Linked DNA regions of Homo sapiens: region 1 is linked to region 2. Evidence: read pairs that join two places in POLR2A ChIA-PET (ENCODE). Cell type or tissue: PC-9. All regions are shown on one strand. Links, peaks and the distances in the headings refer to the core of each region. The heading gives the core; the rest is flanking DNA.

What was found. ChIA-PET counts read pairs that join two places held together with the same protein. Peaks named below come from ENCODE experiments on the same cell type or tissue, not always from the same donor. Only the 100,000 strongest peaks of a DNase experiment are listed, where the experiment ranks them.
Region 1: POLR2A ChIA-PET joins it to region 2 with 12 read pairs; 2 of 35 experiments call an interaction of 5 or more read pairs at or near these places.

Annotation. Positions count from the first base shown.
Region 1 is chr16:11,745,272-11,748,184 of GRCh38, reverse strand. No RefSeq gene overlaps it. Among named protein-coding and RNA genes, the nearest start is that of TXNDC11-AS1, 3.7 kb to the right of the region's middle. In PC-9, for the core only: no CTCF peak of the experiment used is centred there; no DNase peak of the experiment used is centred there.
Region 2 is chr16:11,332,314-11,335,226 of GRCh38, reverse strand. The region is part of intron 1 of LOC105371082 (a long non-coding RNA gene); the gene reads right to left. Among named protein-coding and RNA genes, the nearest start is that of RMI2, 12 kb to the left of the region's middle. In PC-9, for the core only: no CTCF peak of the experiment used is centred there; a DNase peak (open chromatin) is centred at 1,306; H3K27ac peaks cover 521 bases.

The DNA of each region.
Region 1 (2,913 bases), core at 245-2,744, 410 kb before region 2:
CAATCAATTCTAGAATATTTTCATTCCCTAAATAAAGCCCACACGCCTTAGCCATCACTCCCAGAATCTACACACTTGTCCTGCCTCTCAAACTGTGGACATCCATTAACCTGCCTTCTGTCTCCAGGGATTCTCCTGTCCTAGACATTTCGTATAAATGGAATCATAATATGTGGCCTTTTACGACTGGCTTCTTTCCTTAGCATAATTCTCCAGTGCTCACCTGTGTCGTGGCATGTATCAGTACTTCATTACTTTTTTTTTTTGACATGGAGTTTCGCTCGTCTCCCAGGCTGAAGTGCAGTGGCGCAATCTTGGCTCACTGCAACCTCTGTATCCTGGGTTCAAGCAATTCTCCTGCCTCAGCCTCCCGAGTAGCTGGGATTACAGGCATACACCACCATGCCCAGCTAATTTTTTTGTATTTTTGGTAGAGACGGGGGTTTCACCATGTTAGTCAGGCTGGTCTTGAACTCCTGACCTCAGGTGATCCACCTGCCTTGGCCTCCCAAAGTGCTGGGATTACAGGCATGAGCCACCGTGTCCGGTGGTGCTTCATTACTTTTTATAGCCACATAATACTCTACTGTTTGGATGGATCACATTTTTAAAATATCCATTCATCGGTTGATGGACATTTGGGTTGTTTCTGCTTTTTGGCTATTGTGAATATCAACAGTGCTCTGCAAGAGTTGTGACCTCAGTTTTGTTTGGCTGTAGTGAGCTGTCGCATCTGCCCTGAAGGTGTGGAAGCTGCAGGTGAATCTTTCCTACCCTCAGGGACCCCTTCTCTGCACAGTGCTCCCACCCTGTGACTGAGGTGCCCTGGGCAGGGGGCTGCTGCCCAGAGGTGCCCACCCCTCTCCATCACTCACCCTTCCTGGAGCTTCCTATCCTGTGAGGACTGTTTGCATAGAGCCCCCAACCTTTGTTTTGATTTAGTTCCAGGTACCTGCACCAATTGGGAAACTGAAGGAGAGCAGTTAGGGCAGATTTGAAATATTCTTTTTCTTTTTGGTTTTTTTAGAGACAGGGTCTTGCTCTGTCCCCCAGGCTGGAGTACAGTGGCACAACCTTAGCTCACTGTATCACTGTAGCCTCAACCTTCTGGGCTCAAGTGATCCTCCTGCCTAAGCCCTCCAAGTAGCTAGGACTACAGGCATGCACTACCATGCCCAGCTAATGTTTTTTGTATTTTATTTTTTGTAGAGTTGACATCTCACTATGTTGCCCAGGCTGATCTCCAACTCCTGGACTTAAGCAATCCTCTCACCTTAGCCTCCCAAAGTGCTGGGATTACAGGTGAGAATTACCGCGCCTGATGCCTCAAGAACATTCTTTAGCTGGCCTGGGGAGATGAGAATATACACTGCTTTATCTGATGCAAGGGATGAATGCCCATTTCTAGAAAGCCCATTCTGTGGTGATGATACAGTCTCCAAGAACAGAAACACCACTGTCCAGAGTACCCAGGCCAAGGGCCTGCCCTTTTCTTCTGCATAATCTGCTATCTTGTGTTGTTAGGCATGTCCTGTTTTGTAAGTAAAAGCTTGCAAGCTTTCAAAATTAATAAGCACTGCCAACATGGTGAAACCCCATCTCTACTAAAAACACAAAAATTAGGCTGGATGTGGTGGCTCACGCCTGTAATCCCAGGACTTTGGGAGGCTGAGGTGGGCAGATCACCTGAGGTTGGGAGTTTGAGACCAGCCTGACCAACATGGAGAAACCCCGTCTCTACTAAAAATACAAAACTAGCCAGGTGTGGTGGCATGTGCCTGTAATCCCAGCTACTCGGGGAGACTGAGGCAGGAGAATCGCTTGAACCCAGGAGGCGGAGGTTGCGGTGAGCCGAGGTCGTGCCATTGCACTCCAGCCTGGGCAACAAGAGTGAAACTCCGTCTCAAGAAAAAAAAAATCCAAAAATTAGCTGGGCATGGTGGTGTACATCTATAGTCCCAGCTACTTGGGAGACTGAGGCAGAAGAATCTTTTGAACCTGGGAGGCAGAGGTTGCAGTGAGCTGAGGTTGCACCACTGCACTCCAGCCTGGGCAACAGAGCAAGACTCCGTCTCGGAAAAAAAAAAAAAAAATCAAAATTAATAAGCATTAGTTCTCTCTGGCTGCAAGGAAGGGTTAATATTGAGGAAATACATGGCCATGCATCACAGCGACACGTTCTGAGAAATAACATTGTTAGGTGATACCAGTGTTGTGTGAACATCCATAGCGTACACTCACACAAACCTAGACAGTATAGCCTACTACCACGCCTAGGCTATTGCTATATAGTATATGGTATAGCCTATTGCTCCTAGGCTACAAACCAGTACAGCATGTTACTATACTAAATATCTTAGGCAACTGTAACACAGTGGTATTTGTGTATCTAAATTTACCCAAACATAGAAAAAGTATAGTGGGCCGGGACTGGTGGCTTACGCCTTTAATCCCAACACTTTGGGAGGCCAAGGCAGGCAGATCACTTGAGGTCAGGAGTTCGAGACCAGCCTGGCCACCATGGGAAAACCCCATCACTACAAAAAATACAAAAATTAGCCAGACATGGTGGCACACGCCTGTAATCCCAACTACTTGGGAGGCAGAGGCATGAGAATTGTTTGAACCCAGGAGGTGGAGGTTGTAGTGAGCCAAGATGGTGCCACTGCACTCCAGCCTGGGTGACAGGGCAAGACTCTGTCAAAGAAAAGAAACAGTACAATAAAAACAGTATCATAATTTTCTGGGACCACTGTCACAGCACATGACACATATATATTCCTCTGCCCCATTCCCTCCTCAAACCCCGAGCAACTTGATCTTGGTATAAAAAGTGGCCAAGAGGCTGGGCGTGGTGGCTCATGCCTGTAGTCCTAGCACTTTGGGAGGCCGAGGCGGGTGGATCACCTTAGG
Region 2 (2,913 bases), core at 91-2,590:
GATCTCTCATGAACAGCTTGGTGCTGTCCTTGCAGCAATGAGGTCTCACTCTATGAGTTCATCTGAGGTCTAGTTGTTTAAAAGAACCCAGCACCTCCTCCCTTCTCTCTCACCACATGACATGCCTGCTCCCGCTCTGCCTTCTACCAAGAGTAAAAGCTTCCTGAGGCCTCACCAGAATCCGAACAGATACTGGTGCCATGCTTGTACAGCCTGCAGAACTGTGAGCCAAATAAACCTCTTTTCTTTTTTTTTTTATTTTTCGAGACAGGGTCTCACTCTGTCACCCATGCTAGAGTGCAATGGTGTGATCATAGCTCACTGCAGCCTCAGTCTCCCAGACTCAAGTGATCCTCCCACCTTAGCTGCCCAAGTAGCTGGGACTACAGGTGCACGCCACCTCATTTTTGGTAGCTAACTTTTTGTTTTTATTTATAATAGAGACAAGGTCTCGCTGTGTTGCCCAGGCTGGTCTCGAATTCCTAAGCTCAAGTAATCTTCCCACCTTAGCCTCCCGAAGTGCTGGGATTACAGGCATGAGCCACCGCGCCCAGCCCTCTTTTCTTTTCTTTCTTTCTGAGAGGGAGTCTCGCTCTGTCACCCAGGCTGTAGTGCACTGTCTTGACTGCCTCAGCCTCCGGAGTTGCTGGGACTACAGGCACGCACCACCATACCCAGCTAATTTTTGTATTTTTAGTAGAGACGAGGTTTTACCATGTTGGCCAGGTTGGTCTTGAACTCCTGACCTCAAGTGATCTACCCACCTTGGCCTCCCAAAGTGCTGGGGTTATACGTGTGAGCCACTGCGCCCGAACCTCTTTTCTTTATGAGTTACTTAGCCTCAGGTATTCCTTTATAGCAACAAAAGTGGACTAACACCATATACAAAAGCCAGTGAACACATGAAAAGATGCTCAATATCATTAGTCACTAGGGAAATGCAAAAAAGCACTAAGCTGAATTCGAACCTGGGTCTGCCTGACTCCACAGACCTGGGCTCCTGGGTCTGCTCCCTTCCTGTCCCCACACCTGTCCACACCTTCTAAGGGCCACTCTAGGGAGCTGAAGCAGCCAGGCCTCCCAGGAGTGTCATGGCCATGGTGGGGCTGGAGATGATGAGATTCAGTCTTGGTGAAATCTAAAAACTCGATGGCCAGTATCCCTACACAAACAGTCCTGGTCTGTCTGGGGTTGCTGCTGGATCCCAAAACAATGCCTGGGGCATAGCTGTTCAGTACATATTTACTGAATGAATGGACGAATGACAGGGTTATGGCTTGAGAAGAGTAACAAGTCAGGTTCCCAGGGAAGCCCACGGACGAGTGAGCAGGTTTATTGGGGAGTGCTCTTGGAGGCAGCACCTGCGTGGGAGTGAGGTCAGCAGGACCAGGCAGAGGAGTTGAGCTGCGATGCAGATGCAGTCGCAACAAAGGCCTCAGTCATCCCTGGGGAAAGTTCTGGAGCTCAAGTAGCACAGCAGAGCTGTCCTGCCTGGGGAAAAGGGGGCCGGGCTTTTGTACTCCATATTCACCAGTCTTTGGAGGTGTGCTGACCCGTGGGGTAGGGGGTCTAGGGGGCCATGCCCAGAGAGGGACTCAGCTGGGCACAAACCATCAGCCACCAGCTCTCCCAGCAGCTGGGGAGTGACTGCCTCTGTGTAGAAGGGGGACCCGGGCACACACCAGTGTCCACTACAGCAGGCATTTGGTCCTCTCTCTCCTTGGGCTCAGTTTAACTCAGCTGCATGTAGTTACCACCAACATCCATTCATTCATTCAACAAACATGTGGTAAGCACCTACTATATGCCAGATGCCATGCCAGCCCGTGGCTATGGAAACGTACACGGCAGATGCAGCCCCTGCCAAAGGAAGCAATAGTCAAGTGGGGCGACAGACACAGAAACAGACACCACAAGATCACATCACTGCTTTCATCTCCTACTCACTGCTTTGCTGTTCGTAGACATGCCAGGTAAGCTGCCTCAGGACCTTTGCTCATACCGCATCTTTGATATCCATTGTATAACTGATACTGACAGCTCGTCTCAACTCATATTAAGCCACCATTCAAGTGCTCAGTCACCCCATGTGGCTTGTGGCTTCTGTATTACAGCAGCTCTGAGTCGGGGAAGGCAGGGGCTTTTTTCTGTTGGCTACAGGTCCCTGGACATGAATTATCCACATTTTCCTCGACTTTTCAATAAACCAAGAAGGAGACCTGCTCCGTCACTGGCAGGACTGTGCACTCCCTGTGGAAACATCTGTTTGCAGCCCCCCACCATGTCCTTGTCATTAATTTCATTAAAAATTATCTTAAGATAGAGTCTTGCTCTGTGGCCCAAGCTGGAGTGCAGTGGCATGATCATAGCTCACTGCAGCCTCGACTTCCTGGGCCCAGGTAGTCCTCCTGCCTCAGCCTACTGAGTAGCAGGGACCACAGCTGCATGCCACCACACCTGGCTAATTTTTAAATTATTTGTAAACATGGGGTCATCACTAGCTGCCCAGACTCGTCTCAAACTCTGGGGCTCAAGCGATCCTCCTTCCCTACTCTCCCAAAGTGCTGAGATTACAGGTTTGAGCCACTGCGCCTGGCGAAAGTTAGCTTTAATTCAGCACTTACTGTGTGCCTGACACTGTTTTAAGTCTTTGCATAAATTATCTTTTTTTTTGGGGGGGGGCGGACAGAGTATCGCTCTTGTCGCCCAGGCTGGAGTGCAATGGCGCAATCTTGGCTCACTGCAACCTCCTTGTTCCGGGTTCAAGCAATTCTCCTGCCTCAGCCTCCCAAGTAGCTGGGATTACAGGCATCTGCCACCACGCCCAGCTAATTTTTTTGTATTTTTAGTAGAGACAGGGTTTCACCATGTTGGCCAGGCTGATCTGGAACTCTCGGCCTCCCAAAGAGCTGG